3 separate regions of the Homo sapiens genome follow, and all the other regions are linked to region 3. A link is an interaction called in ENCODE POLR2A ChIA-PET data of the cell type or tissue named here. Cell type or tissue: GM12878. All regions are shown on one strand. Links, peaks and the distances in the headings refer to the core of each region. The heading gives the core; the rest is flanking DNA.

The links. ChIA-PET counts read pairs that join two places held together with the same protein. Peaks named below come from ENCODE experiments on the same cell type or tissue, not always from the same donor. Only the 100,000 strongest peaks of a DNase experiment are listed, where the experiment ranks them.
Region 1: POLR2A ChIA-PET joins it to region 3 with 6 read pairs; 12 of 35 experiments call an interaction of 5 or more read pairs at or near these places.
Region 2: POLR2A ChIA-PET joins it to region 3 with 5 read pairs; 1 of 35 experiments calls an interaction of 5 or more read pairs at or near these places.

The regions. Positions count from the first base shown.
Region 1 is chr2:70,090,192-70,100,470 of GRCh38, reverse strand. It overlaps LOC124906022 (a long non-coding RNA gene), which reads left to right and starts at 5,151. Exons shown (of 2, transcript XR_007086868.1): 1 at 5,151-6,085; 2 at 6,224-6,578. RefSeq lists enhancers at 4,739-4,848, 5,019-5,258. In GM12878, for the core only: no CTCF peak of the experiment used is centred there; a DNase peak (open chromatin) is centred at 5,125; H3K4me3 peaks cover 481 bases; H3K27ac peaks cover 1,933 bases.
Region 2 is chr2:68,716,187-68,726,465 of GRCh38, reverse strand. It overlaps a transcript of ARHGAP25 not described here. Among named protein-coding and RNA genes, the nearest start is that of ARHGAP25, 13 kb to the left of the region's middle. In GM12878, for the core only: no CTCF peak of the experiment used is centred there; a DNase peak (open chromatin) is centred at 4,807; H3K27ac peaks cover 220 bases.
Region 3 is chr2:70,156,364-70,166,642 of GRCh38, reverse strand. It overlaps C2orf42 (chromosome 2 open reading frame 42), which reads left to right. Exons shown (of 10, transcript NM_017880.3): 7 at 1,008-1,115; 8 at 1,451-1,551; 9 at 5,856-6,018. Among named protein-coding and RNA genes, the nearest start is that of C2orf42, 30 kb to the left of the region's middle. RefSeq lists an enhancer at 5,554-5,603. In GM12878, for the core only: no CTCF peak of the experiment used is centred there; DNase peaks (open chromatin) are centred at 4,719 and 5,422; H3K4me3 peaks cover 815 bases; H3K27ac peaks cover 2,950 bases.

The DNA.
Region 1 (10,279 bases), core at 2,810-6,809, 66 kb after region 3:
AAGACAGCAAAATGTACAAACAAATATGCATTAAATAGGAGAGAGGTTAAAAAAATAACATATGGCTAAAAAAAAAACGCACAAAATTGTAGTATTTATTGTAGTGAAAATGTTCACAATTTATTAAGGTAAAAAATAGGAAAAAAATATAAAATAATGAAAGAATAGTCTTTTCAACAAACAATGTTGGAACAACTGGATATCCATATGCAACAGAACAAATCTGGAATCTTACACCATATACAAAAATTAACATAAAATGAGTCAAAGACCTAAATCCGAGGTCATGAAGATTTATATTTTTGTTTTCTTCTAAGATTTTTATAGTTCTAGTTCTTACACTATAAAACTCATAGAAGAAAACATGAGTATAAATCTTCGTGACCTTAGATTAGGGAATGGTTTCTTACATATGACAATAAAAGCACAAGCAACCACAACCAAAAAAACAGAAAGAAAAAATTGGTCTTCATCAAAATTAAAAACTTTTGTGCTTCAAAGGACATTATTAAGAAAGTTATGACAACTCACAGAACGGGAGAAAATATTTACAAATTATATATCTAATAAGGTTCTAGTATATAGAATATATATAGAACTCTTACAACGCAATAATAAAAAGACAACTTAATTTTTTAAATGGGCAAAGGATTTTATTTTATTTTGTTGTTTTGAGATGGATTCTCGCTCTGTCACCCAGGCTGGAATTGTGATAGCGTGATCTCGGCTCACTGAAACCTCCACTTCCCGGGTTCAAGCAATTCTCCTGCCTCAGCCTCCCGAGTAGCTGGGACCACAGGCGCACACCATGGCACCTGGCTAAATTTTTTTAATTTTTAATTTTTTAATTTTTAATAGAGATGGGTTTTCACTATGTTGCCCAGGTTGGGGAGGATTTTAATAAATGTTTCTCCAAAGAAGATATATAAACAGCCAATAAGCAAATGGAAAGATACTCAATTAGGGAAATGCAGGTCAAAACCACAATGAGGTGTCACTTTACACCCACTAGGATGGCTACAGTAAAAAAAAGAAAAAAAAAAAAGTGGCCAGGTGCAGTGGCTCAAGCTTGTAATCCCAGCACTTTGGGAGACTAAGGCAGGCAGGCAGATAGTTTGAGACCAGCCTGGGCAATGTGGCAAAACCTTATCTTTACTAAAAATACAAAAAATTAGCCAGGTGTGGTGCCGCGTGCCTGTAGTCTCAGCTACTTGGGAGGCTGAGGTGGGAGGATCACCTGAGCTCGGGAAGTTGAGGCTGCAGTGAGCAGAGGTCGCACCACTGCACTCCAGCCTGAGCAACAGGAGTGAGACCCTATCCCAAAAAAAGAAAAAAAAGTGTTGGCAAGAATGTAGAAATATTAGAACCCTCATATACTGCTGGTGGGAATGTAAAATGATAGAGCCACTGTGAAAAAAATTTGGCAGTCCTCAAAAAGTTAAACATAGAGTTACCACATAACCCAGTAATTCCACTGATAGGTATATACTCCAAAGAAATGAAAACATATGTCCATACAAAACTTGTACACAAATGTTCAATGTTCACCATAGCATTATTCATAATAGTCAGGAAGTGGAAACAATACAAATGTCCAGCAACTAATGAATGGCTAAATAAAATGTCATATGGTCATGTGATACCATATATTGTATGACCATATCACACTTGAATATGAATATATTCAACCATTAAAAGAAAAGAAGGCTGGGTGCGGTGGCTCACGCCTGTAATCCCAGCACTTTGGGAGGCCGAGGCGGGCGGATCACGAGGTCAGGAGATCGAGACGATCCTGGTTAACACGGTGAAACCCCATCTCTACTAAAAAAATAAATAAATACAAAACATTAGGCCAGCCATGGTGGCTGGCACCTGTAGTCCCAGCTACTCAGGAGGCTGAGGCAGGAGAATGGTGTGAACCTGGGAGGCAGAGGTTGCAGTGAGCTGAGATCGTGCCACTGCACTCCAGCCTTGGTGACAGAGCGAGACTCCGTCTCAAAAAAAAAAAAGAAGAAAATAGGTACTGATACATGCTACAACATGGACAAACCTTGAAAACTTATATTAAATGAAAGCAGTCAGATGCAAAAGGCCACATATTATATAATTCTATTTATATGAAATGTGCAGAATAAACAAATCCATAGAGCCAGAAAGTAGATTAGTGCTTGCCAGGGACTCGGGGGTGGGGACTGGAGGTGAGGGAGGATGGAAATGACTGGTAATAGGTGCAAAGGTTACTTTTTGGGGTGATGAAAATGACTGGCATGAGAGAGTGATGATGATTACACAATCTTGTGAATATACTAAAAACCATTAAATTGTACACTTTAAAATGGTGAATTTGGCTGGGCGCAGTGGCTCACGCCTGTAACCCCAGCACTTTGGGAGGTCGAGGTGGGCAGATCACTTGAGGTCAGGAGTTTGAGACCAGCCTGACCAACATGGTGAAACCCTATCTCTTCTAAAAATACAAAAATTAGCCAGGCGGTGTGGTGGGCACCTGTAATCCCAGCTACTCAGGAGGCTGAGGCAGGAGAATCACCTGAACCCAGGAGATGGAGATTGGAGTGAGCCGAGATGGCACCACTACACTCCAGCCTGGGTGATGGAGCGAGACTCTGTCTTAAAAAAAAAGGGGGATATTTATATACACACACACACACTTTCTCTCTCTCTCTATACATATATGCGCATATATATATATATATATACTGCATCTCTATATATTGAAAAGTATTATATTTATATATGCATACAACAAAGAATAGAGGATGTTAATAGCAATAAGGATTTTTATATGTGTTAGATATTCATGTATGCTCTATAAAGACATATATTGCTTTCTTTTTTTTTTTTTTTTTTTTGAGACAGGGTCTCTGTCACCCAGGCTGGAGTGCAGTGACATGGTCACGGATCACTACAGCCTGGACCTCCGGGACTCAGGTGATCCTCCCACCTCAGCCTTCCAAGTAGCTGGGACCATAGGTGTGCACTACCAAGACCAGCTATTTTTTTTTTTTTTTTTTTGTATTTTTTGTAGAGACAGCGTTTTGCCATGTTGCCCAGGCTAGTCTCAAACTCATGGGCTCAAGCAATCTTCCCGAGCCTTGGCTTCCCAAAGTGCTGGAATTACAGGCATGAACCACCATTTCTGGCCTTTAAATTTTTATTTATTTATTTATTTATTTATGTATTTATTTATTTATTTATTTATTGAGGCGGAGTCTCGCTTCATCGCCCAGGCTGGAGTGCCGTGGCGCGATGCAAGCTCCGCCTCCCGGGTTCAGGCCATTCTCCTGCCTCAGCCTCCGGAGTAGCTGGGACTACAGGCGCCCGTCCCCACCCCCGGCTAATTTTTTGTACTTTTTTTTTTTTTTTTTTGAGACGGAGTCTCGCTCTGTAGCCCAGGCTGGAGTGCAGTGCCGCAATCTTGGCTCACTGCAAGCTCCGCCTCACGGGTTCACGCCATTCTCCTGCCTCAGCCTCCCGAGTAGCTGGGACTACAGGCACCAGCCACCACGCCCGGCTAATTTTTTGTATTTTTAGTAGAGACAGGGTTTCACCGTATTAGCCAGGATGGTCTTGATTTCCTGACCACGTGATCCGCCAGCCTCGGCCTCCCAAAGTGCTGAGATTACAGGCATGAGCCACCATGCCTGGTCCCTATTTTTTTTAATATAATAGAGATGAGGTCTCACTATGTTGCCCAGACTGGTCTCGAACTCGTGGCCTCAACTGATCATCTCGCCTTGGCCTCCCAAAGTGCTGGGATTACAGGCATAAACCACCGTTCCTGGCCTTTACATTTTTATTTTTTTTAAACATAATAGAGACAAGGTTTCACTATGTTGCCCAGACTGGTCTCGAACTCCTGGCCTCAACTGATCCTCCTGCCTTGGCCTTCCAAAGTGTTGGGAGTATAGGTGTGAGCCACCGTGCCAGGCTTCATGTATGTTTTCTTGACTGAAAAATTGGGCAGGCTGGGCACGCCGGCTTACACCTGTAATCCTAGCACTTTGGGAGGCTGAGGCAGGTGGATCGCTTGGAGGAGTTCGAGACCACCCTGGGCAACACGGTAAAACCCTGTCTCTACTAAAAATACAAAAAAATAGCCAGTGTGGTGCCTTATGACTGTAGTCCCAACTACTTGGGAGGCTGAGGTGGGAGGATTGCTTAAACCTAGGAGGCGGAGGTTACAGTGAGCCTAGATCACACCACTGCACTCCAGCCTGGGCGATACGGTGACACCCTGCCTCAAAATAAATAAATAAATAAATAAAATTATAAATAAATAAATAAATAAATAAAATAAAAAATAAAAAAATAAAAAAGAACAATTGAGCAATAAAAGTCATTACAGACAAGATGAAAAATGTGCAGACCGTCCATTTAGAGTCACCTTACTGTGACTGAACTGCTCAGGGAATAACCAGTTTGGCATCTTGCACCATTCGAGTGGCTAGCTGACATGATATGAGTTTGCTGACGCTGAAGGACGGTGGTCTCAGCTCCCTACCAAGGCTCACTCAGCCCAGTGGCAGATGTTTGGAGGCACAATCCACCCCTGGGAGGAGAAGGAGGGCAGCACAGTTACTATCTCCCTACTTCAGTGGACACAAGGTATAGGGGAAAATCAGGGCAGCCAAGCCCTCTCCCAAAGCCCTTGCTTTGAGGGCAGGAGGGCAGGGGAAAGGAGGGGCGAGGGCTTGGGCCTGCTTTTAGGGATTAACTTCTCCTCGTGTGTAACCTTCTCTGGAGTGTCTGTCTTCTTCCCCTCTACTGTCCTTACATCTTCCCCTCAAAGTCTAAAGTGATAGCCTATAATCCCAGCTACTTGGGAGGCTGAAGCAGGAGGATTGGTTGAGCCCAGGAGTTTGAGGCTGCAGTGGGCTGTGATCATACCATTGTCCTCCAGCCCAGGCCACAGAGTGAATGACCCCGTCTTAAAAATAAATAAATAAAATAAATAAGTAAGAAAAAGTCTAAAGCGACAGGCACAATAATAGATCAGGGATGTTCCGAGCAAATCTCACTGCAGTTCTTCCTTTCTACTTCCTCCTCAATCAAGTGCCTATGAATAGTTACCCAAAATGCCAAGCTGGGGCTTGTTGCTGCCAGTTTTTTGTCAACTTCCGCTTTTCTCTGTTAGAGTATTTACAGAAGGCCTGTGTGTCAGAAGTCAGCCCTGTGGCAGGAGGCAGAAGCTGGGATGGGTGCCCACAAAGGAAGCCTTATTTTCCAAGGCAGCCAGAGAATCATGGGTCTGAACTTATCCCGTCTTCTCAGATGGAGGACTAAGACCCAGAAAGAGGGAGGAATTTGTCCAAGCTCTCCCAGTGAGCTGATGCCAGAGCCAGGACTAGAACTCAGGTCTCCCAATTCTCAGCACAGTGTGATTTTCCTTGCAGAATGTTGATGCTCAAAGAACAGGAACCCCAGAACCCCAGGGAGGTAAGGAAGAAGAGCACAGCCAGGATCAGAAGAGTGAAGAAACAATGATGTCCCACAGGCAAGGATGCCCACACAGAATGACTTTGGGGGGACTGCCAGTTATTTTGTATGGAAGGCTGAAGGTAGTGGCAGGAGACTTGTTAGGCCTTGCACTGGTGAGGCTGGTGGGGAACAGATGTTCAAGGGCCTGGAAAACTGTGCTGAACAGTTTGGGTTTTCTTTCATAGACCATGGGGGTGAGGTGGGACTTGAAGGCCTTTGATCGGGGGACACATGTGTTTAGATCTGAATTTTAGGAAGGCCCCTCAGGTGGCCAGGCTAGGTGAGGTGAGCAGAGGACTTGGTAGTGGAAGGCTTCTCTTGCTGTGACTGCCTATTTGTATGTCTGACTGGGCGCTGTCTCACTGGCAGGAGGTGGCAGGCCCAGGGATGCTGGACAGTATGTGGTTCACCACTTGGGGTAGCCAAGAGTAGCAAGGGGTGAGGTGGGTTCAACTCACAAACCTGAAGCTCTTGGTAAATACTGCTTACTTTTCAGGTCACAGGGAGTAAGTAGCTGCTCTAGGGGTGAACCCAAGAGTGGTGATTCACTGTCCAAACTACTGGCTGGAGGAGAGCTCGTGGTGGTCATGTACGTGTGTGCATGTGTGTGTGTCTATATTTGAGTGGGGCAAGGGAGGGGATTGGGGACCGGGGGAGACCAGCCTTCTAAACACATGATACAAATACTATGGCTATGACACAACAGGTGTTTGTCAACCTGTTCCAGCTCTTCCCAACTATGGCAGTGGCTATGGCCTAACAGCTGGAGGCAGGAACAGGGCAGTGACAAGAATCAGCAACTGCATAGGGGCCTCATCAATTTCCAGTCCTCCATCCAGAAGAGGACAGGACATGCTCAAGCTGCCCCAAAGAGAAAGGACAAAGGAGAGGAATTCTGAGATGCAAGTCCCTATGGAAGAGGGGACAGAGTTAAATTCCAGCAGTCCAACAGACTATGGCTAGAGCCATAGTCTTCTCTTACCTGTATCTTTAACGTTCAGCTTACTATTGGTTCCTTATTATCTCCTGTTAGTGAGGTTCCTTTCAAAAACAATAAAACAAAACAATATTTTCCCGCTCAACTGCTCAACTTTTTGACTTAATTTTTTTTTTTTTTTTTTGAGACGGAGTCTCGCTCTTTTGCCCAGGCCGGACTGCAGTGGCGCTATCTCGGCTCACTGCAAGCTCCGCCTCCCGGGTTCACGCCCTTCTCCTGCCTCAGCCTCCCAAGTAGCTGGGACTACAGGGGCCCGCCACAGCGCCCAGCTAATTTTTTGTATTTTTAGTAGAGACGGGGTCTCACCGTGTTAGCCAGGATGGTCTACGATCTCCTGACCTCATGATCCGCCTGCCTCCGCCTTCCAAAGTGCTGGGATTACAGGCGTGAGCCACAGCGCCCGGCCAACTTTTTGACTTATTTCTTTTCCTCCTTTGCACCATCAAGTATTTGAGCAGTGGACACCCTTGCCTCCATTTCCTCACCCACTATGCCCTCCTCTCCTCCTGCAAACTGGTTTCCCCGCATCACTCTTCTGAAATTCTGCTCCCCAAACATACTCATTCCAGTGAAATTGTCTTCCCCAGAATTCCTTTGGTGTCTGAAAGGACTGGGGAGAAAGGATAAAAAAACTATTAAGATTGGCTGGGCGTGGTGGTTCACGTCTGTAATCCCAGCACTTTGGGAGGCCGAGACAGGTGGATCACCTGAGGTCAGAAGTTTGAGACCAGCCTGGCCAACGTGGTGAAACCCCATCTCTACTAAAAATACAAAAAATTAGCCAGGCGTGGTGGTGCGCACCTGTAATCACAGCTACTCAAGAGGCTGAGGCAGGAGAATCGCTTGAACCCAGGAGGCAGAGGTTGCAGTGAGCTATCATGCCACTGCACTACAGGCTGGGAGACAGAGCGAGACTCAGTCTCAACAACAACAACAACAACAACAACAACAACAACAACAACAACAACAAAAACTATTAAGATTTAGATTTTGGCCAGGGGCGGTGGCTCACATGTGTAATTCCAGCACTTTGGGAGGCTAAGAAGGGCGGATTGCTTGAGCCCAGGAGTTTGAGACCAGCCTGGGCAAATAGTGAGGCCCTGTTTCTACAAAAAAATACAAAAATTAGCCGGGCGTGTTGGCACATGCCTGTAGTCCCAGCTACCCAGGAGGCTGAGGTGGGAGGATCAGCTGAGTCGGGGAGGTTGAGGTTGCAGTGAGCCGTGACTGTGCCACTGCACTCCAACATGGATGACAGAGTTAGACCTTGTCTCAAAATAAATTAAATAATTTAGGCCGGGTGTGGTGGCTCACACCTCTAATCCCAGCACTTTGGGAGGCCAAGGTGGGTTGATCACCTGAGGTTGGGAGTTCAAGACCAGCCTGGCCAACATGGTGAAACCGTGTCTCTACTAAAAATACAAAAATTAGCTGGGTGTAATGGTGGGCACCTGTAATCTCAGCTACTTGGGAGGCTGAGGCAGGAGAATTGTTCGAAGCCAGGAGGCAGAGGTTGCAGTGAGCCAAGACTATGCCATTGCACTCCAGTCTGGGCAATAGAGACTTTGTCTCAAAAATAAATAAGTAAATAAATAGTTTAGATTTCAATTAAAAAAATTGTCTTTGATTCAGATTTCATTTGTTTTTAAACTGGTAATATTTAACTTTTGTGTTTATAATGTATATAATATTTAGGATTCTGCTTATATATAGCTTATAAACAAGCATAAGGATTAGCATACATATATAATTTATAAATAAACAAGTTATAAAGACATATGCTAAAGACTTGCTATGGAAGGCCTATACTTTAAGAAAATGTTTGGAGACCACCGATTTTCAGTATGACGCTCAAAGCCTTTGTTACGGCATTCAATGCTGGTGATAATTTAGCCTTAAGTAATTTTACGGCTTCCTTCACCTCCTCTTCCTCCCTTTACCACAGATCATACTCTTAACTATAATCAGCTACTAGACATCTTCCAAGCGCACCACAACAGCACGATGTAGTTCAGAGTACTTTGCCCACAGTAGCTGCTCAATCAAATCTGTTAAATAACCTCCTTACAGCATTATTGTCACTCCGTCAGCCCTGGACTGTTCCTCCTTGACTTCTCTCAAGGGCACTCTCCTGATTTCTCTCCTGCTGCTTCAACTATTCCTTCTGTCCTCACTGGCTGCCTCTTCCATATACACTTTACAAATATTTACTGAGTCCCTGCTATGTGTCAGGTATGGTGACAGGTACTAGGGTACCCAGTGAATAAGAAAACTAGGTCCTTCAACCCAACGAAATACCCCAAAACTCCATCTCTAGTCCCTTCCCCTCATTTACCTCTGTTCCTATGCAGCTTTGACTTCACCTCAGTCTTATTTCTAGCTACTTGTTGACTATTTCTGTCTGCATATACTTCTATCACCGTGCCTGAATTCATTGCTCCCCCTTTTTACATCTTCCTCTGGCCTCCACACCCAGTTTCAATATCTCTGCCATTGCCTAGTTCCTTTCCTTGCATTCCTATTGATACCACTTGCCAGCCTATATTAGAACCTGCTTCTTCCTTGAGGTAGTTTGCCAACTGCTATTCTTGCTTTTCATCTTTCCAAGTAGCAATTCGTCCTATGCCTTGCTGCCTAAATCATTATTTTACAAATTATTGCCAGCTTTGCCCAGTATAAGATGCAGTGGGGAGGAGGTTCAGGAAAGTCTGAGGCCTACTTTTCTTTCTTTTTTCTTTTTTGAGACAGGGTCTTGCTCTGTCGCTCAGGCTGAGTGCATTGGTATGATCACAGGCCACTGCAGCCTCGACCTCCCAGGTGCAGGGCAATCCTCCCACTTTAGCCTCCCAAGTAGCTGGAACTACAGGTGCACACCACCACACTTGTCTAATTTTTTTTTCTTTTTTTTTTTTTTTTGTAGAGACGAGGTTTCACCATGTTGCCCAGGTTGGTCTCAAACTCCTGAGCTCAAGTGATCTGCCCACCTCGGCCTCCCAGTGTTGGTATTACAGGCATGAGCCACTGCACCTGGCCTAATTTTTGGTATTAAGACCTGCTTTTCATAGGGCATTCAAACTGCTTCACCCAGCATTTCAGGGATTCTTCAAAGACTATTTGGCTTGGTGTTTGAGGGTTCAAGCTTATATCCCCTCTTGCCTTGATTTGGATTTGTGCTTATTGTTCCCAGAAGGCATGGTACCCACTTCTGGGTCTTCACTAGGTCCCCCTCCCTCCCCACCTGTCTTGGCCTCTCAGTCCAACTCATTTAATACACATTGCTTTGTTTCCTACCTTTTAATCATCTGTCTTCTCTGCCCAGATTTTGTGGCCAACCCTCAGCCCCCAGAAATGGGCCTTTTGGCTTTTTATAATCGAGTACACTGAAATTTACTGTGTTCTAAGCACTGTTCTGTTTTATATACATGCTTTCATTTTATTTTCACAAGCCCAGAAGGTGTTAATTTTAACATCTTCATTTATAGAGATTAATTTGTCCAAAGCCATGAATAGGAGGCAGAACTCAAATTTGAAAGCAAGTCTAACTCCAGAATTTGGGCTCCTTTCAGTGACTGCTTGCCTAACCCTGCGTGACCACATAATAAGCCTCAACGAATATTTACTGTGGATAATACTCCCCTCCCACAGGAACTTCTCTTTGCCATGAGTGATCTCCCATAGTGCCTGGGGTTTGAACTACCCACTTTGGCACCTACTGGTCTATTGTCTGATACTATTGTTTCTTCTTTCCCTCATCTCAGGCTCTATTTTCTCATACTATTGTTTCTA
Region 2 (10,279 bases), core at 3,124-7,123, 1.4 Mb after region 3:
ATTATAAAAGAATCTCATGTTTTCCAACAGGAAGGAGCACACTGAGCAAATCAGGAGCAAATGTCCCTCACGTAACACCTCCTTTTGGCCATTGTTCTGTATTACGTTACATTAATTTGAACCACGTGAAGCTGCCAATATTTGACAGCTTTTGACTGGCAAGAACAATCTCATATATTTCCACATAATAGACCCACTCTGCCTCCTGCCACTCATTCATTCAACAAATATAAAGGAACCGTTCACCTATTAGGGATCAGGCAGTGCTCTAGGTGCTGAGAACACAGCCAACAAGAAGACAGATGAAAACGCCTGCTTTTGTGGAGCTTGTTCTAATGAGGAAAGAGACAAGAAAATAAATAAGTGAAATAAATGTAACGTGTTAGATGGTGGTAAGGGCTGTGGAGAAAAAGAAAAAGTGCTACGGGAAGGGGTGAAAGAAATGTCAGATTGAGGGGAGAGGGGAGGGAGATTGCATTTTTAAATAGTTGGACAGCGAAGGTGACATTTCACAGAATAGGTGACATTTGAGTAAAGACCTAAGCCAGGTTGAGAATGAGCCAGGTAAACCTATGTGGGAGAACCTTCCAGCAGATGGAGGTGTGAGTGCAAGAGCTCTGCCAGAGGTGAGAGGAGGCCTAGCACTTCAAGAGACCCCAAGGAGGTCTTGTGTTCACAGCAAAAGGAGGAAGGGGAAGATAACAAGAGATGGGTCAACAAGGTAATAGGGGACGAATTGTATGGGGCTTCATAGGACTTTGCTGGAACTTTGGCTTTTGCTTAGAGTGAGGTTTACAGCAGAGGAGTGCCTTGATTTGATGTATACTTTTAAATAATCAGGCTGGGCATGGTGGCTCATGCCTGTAATCCCAGCACTTTGGGAGGCTGAGGAGGATGACTTGAGCCCAGGAATTCTAAACAGCTTGGTCAACACAGTTGAGGCCCCATCTCTAAAAGAAAAGAAAAGAAAAAAATTGGCCAGGTAGGATGGCATACACCTGTAATCGCCGCTACTCAGGAGGCTGAGATGGGGGGAATGTGTGAGCCCAAGAGTTTGAGGCTACAGTGAGCCACAATCACATCACTGTACTCCAGCCTGGGTGTCAGAGAGAGACTCTGTTTCAATAATTATTATTATTATTATAATAAAATAATAAAAGATCGCTGTGGCCTCGCATTGAGAACAGACTGAAAGGTGGTAGGGCAAGGGTAAAAGCGGAGACCTTAGAGCTGACTGCAATGGTCTAGGTGAGTGAGACAGCAGGTCTGCACCAGCGTGGCCTGCTCAGCTCACTGCGCATGATTGTGCAGGTGATGCAGGGAGCAAGGCACCAGCCTCATGGATAGGTGGGGCTGGAGTCTAGTCAGGGCACTGAGCATCAGCCCAGAGTCTAACTGTGGGGCTTCAGCCATCCAAGGAAGGAGTATCGTTCTCTACTCAAAGGCTCTGCCACCCATTCAGTCATGGGGGTGATGTTTTTCTAAATTGTAGAAAAGCAACACAATATAGACCAGCAAAGGCTCTGCTGGTAGCCAGAAGGTGATGAGAAGTGGCCAATACTTCATATATATCCTGGATCAATCTTATCTGCTCTCCCAACGGGTTGGATGACAGGCGTGACAGAATGAGAGAAGTCAAGGGAAAAATGACAAGGTCGAGCACGGCCTGAGAAAATGGAAAGGAGAAGGTCCCGTTTGCTGAGATGGGAAAGACAGGGAAGGAGCAGGCTGGACAGAGGCTGGAGATAGGCCTGCATTAGGCCAAAGATGCCCAGTAAACATCTCCAAATGGAGATCCTACTGCCACCCAGTAGGCAGCTGGGTCTGAGTCTGGTGTTTAGGGCAGAGGTCCATTGGAGCATAGTTAAATAATGTCAAAGGCTTCTTTCCTCAACCTTAAATATTTTTTGTCACTCAGAGTGGCTCAGGAAGAACATCAGCAAATACAATTGGTAATGGTCTGAGGGTCAGCAGGTGGCTATAGTCCCATCCTCTTAGCATCCCACAGAGGTCATGCACTGTGGAGCTTCCCCAGTGAGGCAGCTGTCTGCTGTTGCAGAGGGGCTAGTATGAGAGAGGTTTTGCTCAGGATAAATAAACATTATAGATTTAGGTGTCAGGTAGTCTAAGCTTAGAGACCAGATGTTTAGAGAGTTGGGGGAAAATGTCAGCTCCTTAACACCTGGAGAGTTCAGGGCCAGTCCAGTGTGAAGTGCAGAGAGTTTGGGGCCCAGTCCAGGAGAGACTGAGGCTTTCTCCCTGGAAGAAAGAAGCCACTCTTCCAGGCTGTCCAGAGAGCTCCAGAGGTCACTCATCTGACGGTCCTTCTCAGCTGCATGGTTCTGCTCTCTGGCCCCAGTGGCTCATCAATGGAGGCCATTGTCCTGTCATACTCAGACCTCAAAGAAGAGAGAGATTTGACAAAAATTAGCTGGGCGTGGTGGCACACCTGTAGTCCCAGCTACTCAGGTAGCCGAGGTGGGAGAATCACTTGAGCCCGAAGGTCCAGGCTGCAGTGAGCTGAGATGGTGCCACTGCACCCCAGCAAGGCAACCGAGTGAGAGCCTGCCCCACCGAGAGAGAAAGAGAGAGAGAGAGAGATTTACTCCCACATCACCCATTTCCCAGTATCAGATGTGTCTACACCTGAACAATTAGGGTCTCTCCTCCTCCTTCCAAAATGAAATAAACCACCCTGAAGGGCCTGGTTGACCCCTTCTGCAGGCCTAGTCAGGCATCATTCATTCCACGTTGGTATACTCTGCTAGAGAAAACACCAGGGCCATCACTTCCACAGGCTGGGACTAGGGATAGAAGAGTTAGCAGGTGCTCACAGTCCCCATCCTCTCAGCTAGCAGTGTGGGACTGTGCCGCACAGAAAAGACAGCTTCTGAGAAAAGCATTTGGAATGAAGAAGCCCAAGAAGCCTCTGGATGCAGGAGCCATAATATTATACAACAGACCATAGAGGCCTGCAGGACTCAGCACAGTCATGAAACAGCCACCAAGGACTGGGAAGCCCAACAGGGAATCTATGTGACACAGAGATGGACTGCTTACCAGCTAAGCGGCATGTGGTTTGAGTGAGCTGGGCTGCATCCCACCAGGATGTGGCATGGCCCACAACTAGAAGGCTAACTTTATAGGCTCCCTGCCCCCGATTAGGGAACTTCACTTTCTTGAAAACATTCTCAAGGCATGAAGTTGTCTGTCTCTTCCAAGGGAATGATCACAGACTACTATGATCATGGATAACTCCCTTTGTCATGTGCTGGATTCCCTGACAATCCCACAGCAAGAACTTCATTTATGACCACTGCCTCCCATGACCACACCCAGCATCGTGGAATTTGCTGGATATTCTACACTCCTATGAACCATTACCGGTGCATCTAAATGAGCACTGGAATGGCCGGTTCAAGAAGCAAAACAGAGGCGCTGTCACCCTTGCTTCATAAAAAAAGAGAGCAGAGAGGTGATGGGAGCCCTCTGCTGGAGCACAGGCCCACGTGTTTCCAGCTGAACTCCAGACCTAGCGCACCTCTCCCGTTTGGAGAGTGGGGAGCCTATGTGGCTGTTGACCTTGGCCTGAGGGTGTCTGCACCAAGTGACACTCGTATTTGCCTCAAGCACTTTGCATGGTGCTTTGCAAAGCTGTCCTTGAGGGCTCATGTGCCCAGCTTGATGGGGAAAAATTGGGAGGTTCAGGAGCCTGAGCTAGGGTGAGACATGGGCCCTCGAGCCAGAGTGGGTTCAAATCCTACCTCTTCAGCTCACTGCCTGGGTGACCCTGGGCATGTTGCTTAACCTCTTTAAGCTTTACTTCTTATATATAAAAAGCACTCAATATAGTGTCTGGAATGTAGCAAATTCTTTTTTTTTTTTTTTCAGACAGGGTCTCGCTCTGTCATCCAAGCTGGAGTGCAGTGGTGCAATCTCTGCTTACTGCAGCCTCCGCCTCCCTGGTTCAAGCGATTCTCCTGCCTCAGCCTCCCGAATAGCTGGGATTACAGGTATGTGCCACCATGCCTGGCTGATTTTTGCATTTTTAGTAGAGTCAGGGTTTTAACATGTTGGCCAGGCTGGTCTTGAACCCCTGACCTCAAGTGATTCACCTGCCTTGGCCTCCCAAAGTGCTGGGATTACAGATGTGAGCCACCACGCCTGGCTGCAAATTCTTAATAAAGAGAAGAAAATAATTTCCAGTGTTGAAATTAGGAGTTCTGAAGAGCCCTTAGAGCTTGTGGCTTATTAAGAAAATAAGCTGAATAACTAGTAAGTTAAAGTGTGCTGAGAGACCTTCCTTTCCTTGTTTAAAAGGCCTATCAGGCTGCAAGGCCAACTTGAGCCAGCTGGGGAGGGTCACTCAAAAGAGTGAGAAAGGACGCTGTCTGTCCACAAAGCACTGCATGCTGAGGTGCTGAGGGTGGTGACCAATTCTGGACCACAAACCTTTGGTGTGGTTTAAGGAGCCGCTCCTTGCCTGCCCCATGGCCCAGCAAGTGTGCGAACAATGACACACCCAGTTTGATCAGCTTGGACACACTGGGTGAGAGGAAGTGGTGTCGTGGGAAGGAGTAGGTAGGAAAGGAGAGAGTTATAATCTCGACACCTAGAGAAGAGCAAGGGATCCAAGTTATGGAAAGGCAAATTTGTAATCCTCTGTCGACCTTAGGTTTCTGTGAGAGGAAATCCAATACAACAGCTGGAGAACTGTATTTTTAAGACAAACCTGGACTGCTCCACCACCCAGCTTCTACTCTCCTGAAATCACGAGATGCTCAGCAGGGTGCTGCCAGAACAGGAAATAACTAGAGCAGCTGATTTCACTGCTGATATGAAAGTCATGGTTCACCTTGAGTGATTACACGTAGAACACCAGACCTCCTGGGGAGAGGAGGAGCTGGTGGGAACCTGTAACTTTAATGTAAACTGAGTCCACACACTGGCAAAGATAACACTTTGACTTTCATTGCCATTTCAAATCCAATTCCTTCTCATGACTGTCATCATGACTTTGTATGTAAATAGGGCAGAGATTAAGTCATCCCTTTTCACAGAAAAGAGGTGTGGAATGGAGGAGTAATTTGCTTACAGGTCAGGTCAGAAATCCATACTTTATCCATGAGTTGTTGCAAACCTAATGCTCAGAAATATACAATACGATCATTACAATGAAGTATAAAATTCAAAATAAAACAAGGAATTAATTTTTGATTGCTAGTTCTGATGAGTTTGGACCAATTTCATAAAAGGCGTCACCAACCTTTATCTCTTATGCAAAAAAGCTTTGTTCAGAAAATTTGAGGTAGCCAGTGCAATTAAAACTTGTGTACATTTTTATTTGAAACATAACTATTTCCAATGTTAATCAAGTTGGCATTAGTTGAAGTTGCCCCCAAGAAGTTTCATGTGTAGCTCCAGGGACATAAGGAGGGAAAAAGCAATGAGGATATTATGCCACAGTAAGGCTTTGGAGTCTGGGGGTGCTTTGAGTGTTTCTGCGTTCAGCCACATCTGTGAGTACAGATGGATTTCAGTCCACAAAGCACTGCATGGTGACATGCTGAGGGTGGTGACCAGTTCTGGACCAAAAACCTCTGGTGTGGTTTAAGGAGCCCCTCCTTGCCTGCCCAGTGGCCCAGTACGTGTGCAAACAATGGCACATGCAGTTTGATCAGCTTAGACTCCCCAGGTGAAAGGAAGTTGTGTTGTGGTAAGGGGTAGGTAGGAGAGGGGGGAGTTATAATCCTGACACCAGATAAAAATCGATTTCAGTTTTGAAAGATAATTTTGGTCAAGCAGAGGAATCTACTGGGATCACCTTCAAATGCCCCAAAACATCTAGCGTAGAGAAAGTCTATTAGAAAATAGCCTACAAATTTTAAAACTACATAGATTTTTGCCCACCTTACTGTAGGACTTTGGGAATCAGGAAGGTGAAGAAAAGGCAAAAAACAGACTGCAGCCATTATGCATCCAGAACTTGTCCTTTTGGATGATACCAACAACAAAGTGATTATGGCTACATAATGGCTACATAATTAAGAAGAAGTTAATCTCTGTACAGAGTAAAGTTTCCAGAGCAAGTATAGGAGCTTTTTTTTTTCTTTTTTCTTTTCTTTTCTTTTCTTTTTTTTTTTTTTTTTGACTGAAATGTTTCTATGTCTGCAATTCCTGTTTTTTCCCAGTTTCATCCCATGGCTCCACTAAACCCTTAAGGCACAGTTTATCAAGGAAGCCCATTAGAGTGGCATCTCTCAAGCCACTTCCTGCCAAGGGACAGCATTTCTGTCTAACTCCTGTAATTTTGAAGATGGAGACCTTCCCTGACTGGGTGTGTGATTTCTAGAAAAGAACCCTGATCAGTCAGCTGATAGTGCACAGGAAGTTGCTCTGGCTTTTTACCGAAACCATCAATTTGGTCTTCATGTAACATTAAAGATTCCTTTTCAAAAGGAAATCTTTAAGCATGGACTTTAGATCAGTGAACGCGACAGGTCACTGGACAAACCTGGACATAGGCGTACCTTATTCTGAGTTTGGGAATAAAACAGGTGATTATGATGGTGGCATGAGTCAGGTACCAAGAGAAGGTCAGAGGCTGGGACCCATGGGGGTCTGGGTACCAACCCCTGCTCTGTCATTACTGGGATTTCTGAACCCCAGACTTCTCATCTACATGGATAGGGTGATAATATCTACTGTGGGGTATTCTTATAAGAAGTAGGTTTCATGTATATGTAAAGTGCCTGGGTCATAGCAGGCACTTGTTAAACAGTAGTGTTAATAATCATTAAGTTACCTTAAAATGGTATCTGACAGCAAAGTTGTGGTAGGCTGAATAACAGCCCCCGAGGATATCCACATCCTAATCCCTAGAACATGAGAATGTGTTCCTTTACATGTATATAGAAAAAAAAAAGTTATTTTTTTCCTCTACATTTTCAACACTTTGCATCTGGTCACCAAAATGTGGGCGTTGTTCTTATTTGTTTGTTTGTTTTGTGGGGTTTTTTTTCTTTTTTTTTTTTTTTGCCATGTCGACCAATTCCCTGATACCAGCTGGGTGTCCTACAATTCAATTCGGTTCTGACACTATCTACCTGGAGTTAGCATCAGGTGCCACAGACGAAGGGCGCAGTCTTTCAAAACTGCCCCCACTTCAGACACCAGTCAAAAGTCCAGGGTTCTCACTTGTGCTTCTAACAGACTGGCCATAAACTGGGGCTCCCATGACCCTCTCCTTGGGGTTGATAATTTGCTAGAATAGTTTAAAAAACTCAGGGAGACACTTATTGTGTTTGCCATTTTCTTTTATAATAAAGGACATAAAGAGGTATATAGGATGAGGTCTGGAAGGGCTCTGAGTGCAGGAGCTTCTATTCCTGTGGAGCTGGGGTGCACCACACTTCTGGTACATGGATGTGTTTACCAACCCCAGAGCTCTCCAAAACCCATACTTGAGGGAAATTTTTTTTTCTTGGAGGCTTCATCATGTAGGCTTGATCTATTACTAACTCAATCTCTAGCTCTTCTGCCCTCCCCAGAGAATGAAGGTTGGGAATTAAAAGTGCTAAGCTTCTAATCATGGCCTTGTCTTTCTGATGACAAGCCCCTATCCTAAAGCTATCCAAGGCCTCATCAAGAGTTGTTTCATTTGAATAAAAGACACTCTTATCACCCAGAAAATACCAAGAAATTTAAGAGCTCTGTGTCAGGAACTGGACTCAAAGACCAAATGTTAGAACAAATGATGCTGCTAGTACCCGTACCACTTAGGGAATTAGAAAAGTTTAGGAGCTCTATGTCAGGAACCAGGGTCAGAGACAAATATCTCTATCTATGTATCTATCTAGGTATCTATGTACCTATCTATCTGTCTAGGTATCTATCTATTTATCTATCTATACATACACACACACACACACACACTTATATATTTCTTATTATTTCACAATATGGTAAAAGTACTTTGCAGATGCGATTAAGTCAAGGATATTGAGATGGGGATGCCATGCTGGATTATCCAAGTGTGCCCTTATAAGAAGGAGGTAAGAAGAGATTTGACTGTAGAAGTAGAAAGTGTGAGTACAAAACAAAGTTCAGAAAGATGGAAGAAAGGGGCCATCAGGCAATGCTGGAAGCCTCTAGAAGCTGGGAAAGGTGAGAAAATGATTCTCCCCTTAGATCCTCCAGAAAAAGAAAATGTGATGTGATGCTGCTGGTCTCTGGATCAGACTTTGAGTAGCCAGGCTCTAGAGGTCTACTTTGAGGGGACACATTTGATTGGCAAAGAAGATACTTTTTTTTTTTTTTAACAAATCTGCCCTTAACTAAGTTCCCAATTCTCTGTAACCCTTTATAACACTCTTTGATGAGTGCATAGTAGCTGCTGAGTGTTCACAGCTGGTAGTACACCATTTACTTCTACTCCCACCAAGTGAATTATCTGTTGCCCAGCTAATGCATTCCAAGATGATATAAACCGTACTTACTATTCTAATTATATGATAAAGTGGGTTACTTAAACCAATGAAATATGAGTGCAAAAGAAAAAACAGAGCTCTTTTTATGAATATTAAGTTAATGGCTTTGGAAAGGAAGAATAAATTTATATTGGCAAAAATATGTCAATTCACATGTGGGTAAGTGGAAGGGGGACTCATAAAAACCCCTACACTTGGAACACCTTAAAATATGTCTTAGTTTTCACTCCCACTTTAAAGAAACCAGAACTTTTCTGCCATTGCTTTATGGATAGTGTTTATACAAAGAAAAGCCATAGGAATATGCATCTGCTTTTTAAGTTGGAATGTGAAAGGCCGAGTGACTGCTGTCACTCAATAGCGGTGATGATAGGTTTGCTCACAGCTCAGACCTTTGGCTTCACATATGCAAGACTGCAGTTTTTACCTAACACCCTTGTCAAGCCTCAACTCCACAAACCTGTCAGAGGCTGTGATTAAGTTATCGTCTTTTGCAGAGGAAGTGTCTAAAGCTTAAAAAGAAAAGATTGAATTGACTCAGTTCTAGAGCCAGTAAAAGCCTCAACATCCTGACCCTGGGCCAGATCACAATGCTTCTCCCATACTGTGCCTTTTAACATAGAGGTCCCTGATTCACACAGCAATGAACCTAAGGTTTGATGTATTCAGTCATGTGCCACATAAAGACATTTCTGTTGATGACAGATCCCATATACAGTAGTGGTTTCATAAGATAATAATATTGTATTTTACTGTACCTTTTCTATGTTTAGATATGTTTAGATGCACAAATACTTACCACTGTGTTACAATTGCCTACAGTACAGTAACACGCTATACAGATTTGTAGTCTAGGAGCAATAGCCCGTACCATATGGCCTAGGTGTGTACCACCTAGTTTTGTGTAAGTATATTCTATGACATTTGCACAATGAAATCACCTGAAATCACCTAACAACCTATTTCTCAGAACATATCTTCATTGTTAAATGATGTGTGACTGTATTTAACTAAAACAGAAACATTAAGGAATACACATAAAACAAATACTGCGAAAAATATTGAATGTCACATTCTGACATTTAAAGAGAGATAGAATCTACATGAATCGTTCAACCAGGATCAAAGAGTAAAGAGAACGACCAGCTGTGGCAAAACCATGTCACAATGAAGGAAGTTTGGTTCAGAAAACTTATACAGTAGAATAAGGACGCCTATCTGAGATGACCCTAAGATCCCACGGTGGTTTCTCACCAGTGTAAGTGCTACCTCAAGATAACATCATGTGGTTGAAGGTTTGAATAAAACGATGTATATACATTCTCAATCTGCTTGTGCTGGACAACTGAAATTTCAGTTTCACAAACTTATGAAGGCAAAGGGACCCATGTTCTTCATCTTCTTAGAGAGAAAGATGTCCACCCAAGCTTCAGGGAAGGATAGATATAATCTAGGGCAAACTCAGGAGCTCTGAGAGCCCCTCCCCATCAAGTTGACTCACCACAGTGTCCCCATCTACCTTGAATGGTCTGCATTTTGGAAGAAGCCACAAAATGAAGAGTTAAGAATCATTTCCATAGCATTAGCGTATGTTCCAAGAGGGTTACATGGATGTCCCAGAGGGAATCTTGCTGGGCAGCTCTCCTCCTCCACTATTTCATCTTTCTTTCTTCTTTTGAAAAGGGAGAATGATAACCAAGTCTCAGTAAAAGCAAACAATGAAACAATCTGGGCCTTCCCATTCAAGTTGGCAAGCCAAACACTCCTTTATCTCTCTGCTTTCCCCAAAT
Region 3 (10,279 bases), core at 3,058-7,057:
GTGCAGTGGCATGATCTCGGCTCACTGCAACCTCTGCCTCCTGGGTTCAAGCGATTCTCCTGCCTCAGCTTCCTGAGTAGCTGGAATTACAGGCACACACCACCATGCCCAGCTAATTTTTTTTTTTTTTTTTTTTTTTAGTAGAGATGGGTTTTCACCATGTTGGCCAAGCTGGTCTCGAACTCCTGACCTCAGGTAATCCACCCACCTCGGCCTCCCAAAGTGCTGGGATTACAGGTGTGAGTCACCACGCCTGGCCTCTCTTTTCTTTTCTTTTTTTTTCCTTTTTGAGGGAGGGTCTCACTCTGTTGCCCAGGCTGGAGTGCAGTGGCGTGATCATGGCTTACTGCAGCCTCAACCTCCTCGACTCAGTTGATCCTCCCACCTCAGCCTCCCAAGTAGCTGGGACAGCAGGTGCATACCACCACGCCTGGCTAATTTAAAAAAAAATTTTGGCCAGGCACGGTGGCTCACGCCTGTAATCCCAGCACTTTGGGTGGCCGAGGTGGGTGGATCACGAGGTCAGGAGTTTGAGACCAGCCTGGCCAACATGGTGAAACCCCATCTCTACTAAAAATACAAAAATTAGCCAGGCGTGGTGGTGCACGCCTGTAGTCACAGCTACTCAGGAGGCTGAGGCAGGAGGATTGCTTGAACCCGGGAGGCAGAGGTTGCAGTGAGCCGAGATCATGCCATTGCACTCCAGCCTGGGCAACAGAGTGAGACTCCATCTCAAAAAAAAAATTTTTTTTTATAGACACTGGGTCTTTCTTTGTTGCCCAGGCTACACTGTGTTTTTTATGTTTGCAAGGGATCAACAGTAGGACTAGTGACAGTTCTTGGCCCAGAAAGGTCAATCAAAGCCTTCTTTTTGCCTCTGTATAAAGAAATCTCAGTGGTATTTTTAGTTATTACCGTCCCTTGATTCCTTTTCTTTCACCTCTCCCTGTACATCAGAAAGTCCACTGAGTTTCTTTAAATGAGTTGTTTCTTCTTGTTTCCCATAGGCAAACCAGAACCATTGGTGTTCCACATTCCTCAGTCATTTTTTGATGCCCTGCAACAAAGAATATCTATAGGAAGTGCAAAAAAACGGCTCCCCAACTCCACCACAGGTACAGGATTTCCCTTTGGTATAGTGATGGATGTCTCGAACATAGAGAATTATGTTTGGAAAAAATCTGTGTGGAATATTCACCGTGAGTATTCAGAGTTAGGACTTCTACTCACATGTCTGGAGCACAAAGCCTTCAATGATCAGCATATCAATTATCTACATCAACTGATTTGTCACCAAAACCTTTTATATATTTGCCTCTAGAATTTCTTTTTAAAAGTGCTGAGAATCTATAAGGAAATAATAGTACTGTATTAGAAACTAGGTAACAAATACAACAAAAGAAAATGTTATTTTTTGGTAATCTAATTTTGTCCTTTTTTCACGTTGAAGCTTTTGTTCGGAAAGATGCCTTGCCACTGGGAACCTTTTCCAAGTATACTTGGCATATCACTAATATCCTGCAAGTTAAACAAATCTTAGATACCCCAGAGGTGAGAGTTTATTTCTATAACAGTGGGAGGGTTGTGAAGGGAAGAGAGGGAGGCAAGTACAGGGACTATATTTGCACTGGTTCCTTGAGTTACAGACACCAGAGTTTCTTTTTTTCATGCTAAGAGATATTCAGAAATATCCCTGGCTTTATAGTTCTGACTCCAATTTTAATGTGTGTTCCCTATGGCTTGAAAAAAGTATCTTAAATTGGAATATACTTTTCCTTTGCCTTTGGGATTAAAAAAACATAATTTTTCTTATAAATTAAATAATGATCCCCTAATACTTATGATGAGTCCTAGATTTGACTGGCAGGCAGCTAGAAAGTATATAAATAATTTGAGATGATATAATATTTGTGAAGTCAGTGGCACCAGCACAGTTAAACCCTCCTCCCCAAACTACAGCTTTGTTCTCATTAGAGAAATGACCCTTTTTATTTTATTTTATTTTATTTTTGGGATGGAGTCTTGCTCTGTCACCCAGGCTGGAGTGCAGTGGCGCAATCTTGGCTCACTGCAACCTCTGCCTCCCGGGTTCAAGCAATTCCCTTGCCTCAGCCCCCCGGCTAGCTGGGATTACAGGCACGTGCCACCATACCCGGCTAATTTTTGTATTTTTAGTAGAGACAGGGTTTGACCATGTAGGCCAGGCTAGTCTCAAATTCCTGACCTCATGATCCTCCCAAACTGCTGGGATTACAAGGCATGAGCCACTGTGCCTGCCCGAGAAATGACCCTTTAAAAAAAATTTTTTTTTGGTCTTTTTTTTTTGAATTTTGGTTTTTTTGGGACAGAGTCTTACTCTGTTGCCTAGTCTGGAGTACAGTGGTGCAGTCACGGCTCACTCTACCTCCACCTCTTGGGATCAAGTGATCCTCCCACCTCAGCCTCCTGAGTAGCTTGGACTACAGGCATATGCCACCATGCCCAGCTAATTTTTGTAGAGATGGGGTTTCCCCATGTTGCCCAGGCTGGTCTCAAATTCCTGGACTCGAGCAATCTGTCTGCCGCAGTCTCCCAAAGTGCTGGGATTACAGGCATGAGCCACCAGGCCCACCCTATTAATTAAAAAAAAAAAAAAATTTAAGATAGGGTCTTGCTATGTTGCCCAGGCTGGTCTCAAATTCCTGGGTTCAAGCAGTCCTCCCATCTTGGCCTCCCAAAGTACTGTGATTACAGGTGTAATCTGCCTCTTCCAGCCACACTAGACATTTTATGTTTTTATTTTTATTTTTTGGAGACAGAGTCTCTTGCTCTGTTGCCCAGGCTGCAGTGCAGTGGCACGATCTCGGCTCACTGTAACCTCCACCTCCCAGGTTCAAGCAGTTCTCATGCCTCAACCTCCTGAGTAGCTGGGACTATAGGCACGCACCATCATGCCTGGCTAATTTTTGTATTTTTAGTAGAGACAGGGTTTTGCCATGTTGGCCAGGCTGGTCTCAAGCTCCTGATCTCAAGTGATCCGCCCACCTTGGCTTCCCAAAGTGCATGGATTACAGGCGTGAGCCCCTGTGCCTGTCTTACACATTTTAAAATGTTTTTCGGGCTGGGTGCGGTGGCTCACGCCTGTAATCACAGCACTTTGGGAGGCCGAGGCGGGTGGATCACGAGGTCAGGAGATCGAGACCATCCTGGCTAACACAGTGAAACCCCGTCTCTACTAAAAATACAAAAAAATTAGCCGGGCATGGTGGCAGGCTCCTGTAGTCCCAGCTACTCGGGAGGCTGAGTCAGGAGAATGGTGTGAACCCGGGAGGCGGAGCTTGCAGTGAGCCGAGATCGCACCACTGCACTCCAGCCTGGGCGACAGAGCAAGACGCTGTCTCAAAAAATATATATGTATGTATGTTTTTCAAGTAGATCCTGAAAATCTGAGATGGAGTTTTTTTTCCTACAGTAATAGAATTATGTAGAAAATTCAGGCCGCGCACGGTGGCTCACACCTGTAATCTCAGCACTTTGGGAGGCTAAGGCAGGTGGATCACCTGAGGTCAGGAGTTTGAGACCAGCCTGGCCAACATGGTGAAACCCCGTCACAACTAAAAATACAAAAATTATCCAGGCATGGTGGCAGGCACCTGTAATCCCAGCTACTTGGGAGGCTGAGGCAGGAGAATCGCTTGAACCCGGGAGGCGGAGGTTGCAGTGAGCTGAGGTTGCGCCATTGCACTCCAGCCTGGGGGACAAGATCGAGACTTCGTCTCCAAAAAAGTAGAAAATTCAGCATAATGTGATTTGATACATTAAGAGTAGCTTAATTGCAAGGCATTCTTCTGTTCAGGAAAAAAAAATAAGTTGTTTGATAGCTACAGAATTTACATGTGAGCCAGGCATGGTGGCTATAATACCAGCGATTTAGGAGGCTGAGATGAAGGATTGCTTGAGGCCAGGAGTTCAAGACCAGCCTAGGCAACACAGCGAGGCCCCTACTATTTTTTTTTTGTTTGAGACAGAGTCTCACTCTGTTGTCTAGGCTGGAATGCAGGGCACAATCTTGGCTCACTGCAGCCTCTGCCTCCCAGGTTCAAGCAATTCTCCCACCTCAGCCTCCCGAGTAGCTGGGATTACAAGCGCACCATCCTGCCCAGCTAATTTGTATTTTTAGTAGAGACAGGCTTTCACCATGTTGACCAGGCTGGTCCCAAGCTCCTGACCTCAGGTGATCCACCCTCCTTGGCTTCCCAAAGTGCTGGGATTACAGGCGTGAGCCAGTGCGCCAGGCCAGCAAAGGCCCCTACTCTTAAAAAAATAAAAAGAAAGAAAGAAAGAAAGCAAAAGAGGCTGGCGAGGTGGCTCATGCCTGTAATCCCAGCACTTTGGGAGGCCAAGGTGGGCAGATCACCTGAGGTCAGGGGTTTGAGACCAGCTTCGCCAACATGGTGAAAACCCGTCTCTACTAGAATACAAAAATTAGCCGGGCGTGGTGGCTTGCTCCTGTAATCCCAGCTACTCGGGAGGCTGAGGCAGGAGAATCACTTGAACCTGGGAGGCGGAGGTTGCAGTGAACTGAGATCGTGCCACTGCATTCTAGCCTGGGTGACAGAGCTAGACTCCATCTCCAAAAAAAAAGAAAAAAAGAAAAAGTGAGGCCTGGTGGTGTGTGCCTATAGTCCCAACCACTAAGAAAGCTGAAGCAAGAGGATCACTTGAGCCTGGGAGTTGGAGGCTACAGTGAGCCATGATTGTGCCACTGTACTCCAGCAGGGGCAACCAAGTGAGACCTTGACTCTTTTTTTTTTTTTTTTTTTGACACGGACTTTCACTCTTGTGGCCCAGTCTGGAGTGCAATCATGTGATCTTGGCTCACCTCAACCTCCACCTCCCAGGTTCAAGCGATTCTCCTGCCTCAGCCTTCTGAGTAGCTGGGATTACAGGCGTCTGCCACCACGCCTGGCTAATTTTGTATTTTTAGTAGAGATGAGGTTTCTCCATGTTGGTCAGGCTGGTCTCAAACTCCCGACCTCAGGTGATCCGCCTACCTCAGCCTCCCAAAGTTCTGGGATTACAGGCGTGAGCCACCACTCCTAGCGACCTTGCCTCTTAAAAAAAGTAAATACATGTGAACCCTAGAAAAGGGCTGTGTTGGCATTAAAAACACTTGAGGAACTCCTTTAAATGCACATGGCACAGAGGCAGTTTTTAGCCTGGAATGGATGACATTTAGGGAGACACTGAAGCAACTCAGGGTGCAGGCATGTGGGAGAATAGAGCTAACCATCATGGAGCTTCTCACTGTCAGGCATTACTTACCTCCGTCACCTCATTTGACCTCCCAGCCATGCCCTGGCATTAACTGCATTTTGCCCGTGAGAAAACAGGCTCTGAGAAGTTTGTAATTTGCTCTGGGTCACCACAGCATCCAGTTCCAGTTCTGCTTGGCTCAGTCCCAAGGACAGTATGAAGCATACAGGATGTGAGGTGAGCTGCAGGTGCTATGAACAAAGGAATTTAAGAGAAGAATGCTGCTAGCAGAGCAGTAGGGGAAGGAATGAAACTGATTTTAGAGCAGGTCTGTGCCAGCAGCAGTCATGTACCCATGAAGATGTTAGAGGCTCAATTGGTATATAGTTTGGCTGGGGTGGAAATTTAAGATTTTAGAGAAAAAAGGAAAGCCATGAATGATGTAAGGGAGAAAAGGCAGATTTGTTGACAGGATTTTCTTGAAAAACAGGGAAGTTGTAATTCATTTGAATATACTTAACAAGAAAGAAGGAATAATAAAAGATTTGTCGTCATCCAGGTATTGGTCTGTTTTGAAAGTTTTCTCTCTCACCTTTTTTTGGTATTGTCTTGGTGTCCAGATGCCCTTGGAAATCACCCGTAGCTTTATCCAGAACCGAGATGGGACTTATGAGCTATTTAAATGCCCTAAAGTGGAAGTAGAAAGCATAGCAGAAACCTACGGTCGTATAGAAAAACAACCAGTGCTGCGACCCTTGGAACTAAAAACTTTTCTCAAAGTTGGTAAGTGAACTTCAAAACTGCATCTTCCTTTGAGTGTCAGCTGGTGAACAGTACAGTACACTGTCCAAAGCTTTGGATCTTGACCTTAAACAAAGAAGACACATTCATTCACCTTGTAAAGGCAATCGTGGGATAAGGTATTTTGTTTCAATTGAACCAGTGTTTTCAAAAATAAAATTACAGGCCAGGTGCTGTGGCTCACACCTATAATCCCAGCACTTTGGGAGGCCAAGACAGGTGGATTGCTTGACGTTAGGAGTTTTGAGACCAGCCTGGCCAACATGGTGAAACCCAGTCTCTACTATAAAAATACAAAACTTAGCCAGGCATAGTGGCGCATGCCTGTAGTCCCAGCTACTCGAGAGGCTGAGGCACAAGAATCGCTTGAACCCAGGAGGCAGAGGTTACAGTGAGCCGAGATCTCACCACTGCACTCCAGCCTGGGCGGCAGAGTGAGACTCAGCCTCAAAAAAAGAAAAAAAAAAAAAAAAGACTTGCTGAATGAATAAATGCATGCCAGCCATAGTTTTAACTAATTTAGCTTTGTGATCTATCTGGTGGCCTCCCTTTGTTTCTTCAGTTTTGTATTTATTCTTCCAGAAGAAATTTAGAATTTATAATTATTCTGTCAAATTCTTGTGAATATTATTTTTTTGCTGCTCTTGTGAATGAAATATCTATCCTGATTCTAACTTGTTATTTCCAGTTATGGAAATCTCTTAGTTTTAATATACTTAATATTAAATTGGTACCCTTGATGAAGTCCCAGTAGTGATAATAGTAAATGAAAGCTGGGCACAGTGGCTTATGCCTGTAATCCCAGAGCTTTGGGGGCTGAGGCAGCAGGATCGCTTCAGGCCATGAATTCAAGACCAGCCTGGGCAATATAGCAAGACCCCCACTTTACTAAAAGAAGAAAAATTAAAATCTCTTCTAAGTCTGTTTTAGACTGTACTTGAATTTCATCTGCTTTATGGTGTTTTCCAAATCAGGTAACTGGCTTTTTTCAGTTCTAAATTTTTTTTTTTTTTTTGGAGAGGGAGTCTCGCTCTGTCACCAGGCTGGATAGAGTGCAGTGGCATGATCTTGGCTCACCACAACCTCTGCCTCCCGGATTCAAGCGATTCCCCTGCCTCAGCCTCCCGAGTAGCTGGGATTACAGGCGCCCACCGTCACACCCAGCTAATTTTTTGTATTTTAGTAGAGACGGGGTTTCACCATGTTGCCCAGGCTGGTCTCGAACTCCTGAGCTCAGGCAATCTGCCCACCTCGGCCCCCCAAAGTGCTAGGACTACAGGTGTGAGCCACCAGGCCGGGCCCTAAATTTGCTTTAAATTATTTCCTTCTTTTGTCTACAATAATTTCTCTTTTAAAATTTTCCTAATATTTTCTTGGAACTGTTTTATTTTTGTAGCTTTTAAAAGGAATACTCCGCCGAGGGCCGGGCACGGTGGCTCACGCCTGTAATCCCAGCACTTTGGGAGGCTGAGACAGGCGGATCACAAGGTCAGGAGATCGAGACCATCCTGGCTAACATGGTGAAACCCCATCTCTACTAAAATACAAAAAATTAGCTGGGCGCGGTGGCGGGAGGCTGAGGCAGGAGAATGGTGTGAACCCAGGATGCAGAGCTTGCAGTGAGCCGAGATCGCGCCACTGCACTCCATGCACTCCAGCCTGGGCAACAGAGCAAGACTCCGTCTCAAAAAAAAAAAAAAAAAAAAGGAATACTCGGCCGAGCGCGGTGGCTCATGCCTGTAATCCCAGCACTTTGGGAGGCCTAGGCAAGTGGATTACTTGAGGCCAGGAGTTCCAACCAGCCTGGCCAACATGGTGAAACCCCATCTCTACTAAAAATACAAAAATTAGCCAGGCGTGGCCGGGCGTGGTGACTCATGCCTATAATTCCAGCACTTTGGGAGGCTGAGGCGGGCAGATCACGAGGTCAGGAGATCAAGGCCATCCTGGCCAACATGGTGAAACCCCATCTCTACTAAAATGCAAAACATTAGCTGGGTGTGGTGGTGTGTGCCTGTAGTCACAGCTACTCGGGAGGCTGAGGTAGGGGAATTGCTTGAACCCAGGAGGTGGAGGTTGCAGTGAGCCGAGATCGTGCCATTGCACTTCAGCCTGGGCGAGAGGGCCAGACTCTGTCTCAAAAACAAACAAACAAACAAATAAATAAATAAATAAATAAATAATAAAAGGAATATGCAATTTTTTAAATTAATGTTTGATAACATTTAAAGTTATTATCTGAATCATCTATAATTATAATTTAGTTTCTCCCTGTCCTCAGTACCTTGTATTTAAAATTTCAAATTAGTTGAGGCTTTTAATCTTCATATTCTTAGTTTCCAATTTCTAGTTTTATTATTTTGAGGTCAGAAGATGTATCTTTAATTTCTTTCTTTTTTTTTTTTTTTGAGACCGAGTCTCACTCTGTCGCTCAGGCTGGAGTGCAGCAGTGCGATCCTGGCTCACTACACCCTCCATCTCCCAGGTTTAAGCAATTCTCCTGCCTCAGCCTCCTGAGTAGCTGGGATTACAGGCGCATGCCAGCATGCCCAGCTAATTTTTGTATATTTAGTGAGACAGGGTTTACCATGTTAACCAGGCTGATGTCGAACTCTGGACGTCTGGTGATCCGCCCACCTCGGCCTCCCAAAGTGCTGGGATTATAGACGTGAGCCACCAAGCCCGGCCTTAATTTCTTTCTTTTTAGGAATTTTAAAATGTTTTTTCACTAACAATATATGATATGAATTTGTGCTAGCATAGATGTTATTTATCCAATATAAACTCGTATATAGTTTTTGTTTGTTTTTCAGATACAGTCTTGCTCTGTCACCCAGGCGGGAGTGCAGTGGCACGATCTCGGCTCACTGCAACCTCCGCCTCCCGGGTTCAAGTGATTCTCCTGCCTCAGCCTCCTGAGTAGCTCAGATTACAGGCGTATGCCACCACACCCTGCTAATTTTTGTATTTTTAGTAGATATGGGGTTTCGCCATGTTGGCCAGGCTGGTCTCGAATTTCTAACCTCAGATGATCCGCCCACCTTGGCCTCCCAAAGTTCTGGGATTACAGGCGTGAGCCACCGCGCCCAGCTATATATAGCTTTTTCATTTTATTTTGGTGGTTTTTTGTTTGTTTGTTTGTTTGTTTGTTTTGAGACGGGAGTCTCGCTGTCGCCCAGGCTGGAGTGCAGTGGTGCGATCTCGGCTCACTGCAGGCTCCGCCCCCTGGGGTTCACGCCATTCTCTTGCCTCAGCCTCCTGAGTAGCTGGGACTACAGAGGCCCGCCACCTCGCCCGGCTAATTTTTTGTATTTTTAGTAGAGACGGGGTTTCACCATGTTAGCCAGGATGGTCTCGATCTCCTGACCTCGTGATCCATCCACCTCGGCCGCCCAAAGTGCTGGGATTACAGGCGTGAGCCACCGCACCCGGCCTTATTTTGGTGTTTAAGTCCTCTTTGTTATCTCTTTGACCTGCCAAAGACTAGAAGAGTCATTTTACCATTTGCTTCTAAAATTATGTTTCCCTGAATGACTTCTTATATTTCTAAAAGCCTTTAATTATTTTAAATGCAGTGTTGTTGGTACATCAGAGTTATTGCCAGATGTTGTTAACGTAAATTGTATGTTATCAATGTAAAAATAACTTTGCCCTAAATTCTTTGTCCAGTATTACAACAGTGACACCAGCTTTCTTTTGTTTTTTATTCTTTTAATTTTTTAAATTTTACTCTTTTTTTTTTTTTGAGATAGGGTCTTGCCCTGTTACCCAAGCTGGAGTGCAGTGGCACAATCACGGCTCACTGCAGCCTCAAACTCCTGGGCTCAAGCGATCCTCCCACCTCAGCCTCCTGAGTAGCTGGGACTACAGGCATGTGCCACCATTCCCAGCTAATTTCTTTTTATTTTTAGTAGGGACGAGGTCTTACTCTGTTGCCCACGCTGGTCTTGAACTCCTGGGTTCAAGCAGTCCTCGTGCCTCAGCCTCCCAAAGTGCTGAGATTACAGGCATAAGCCACCATGCCTGGCCTGTTTTTTATTTTTTTTAATATGTTCGCCATCCATTTAGTTTTAACTTTTTTGTGACACTGTTTTAATGGAATCTTTTTTCAGAGACAGGGTCTTGCCATGTTGCTCAGGCTGGAGTGCAATGGCTATTTCCAGGTGTGATCATAGTGCACTACAGCCTTGAACTCCTGGGTTCAAGTGATCCTTCCACTCTGCCTCCCAAGGAGGTGGGACTA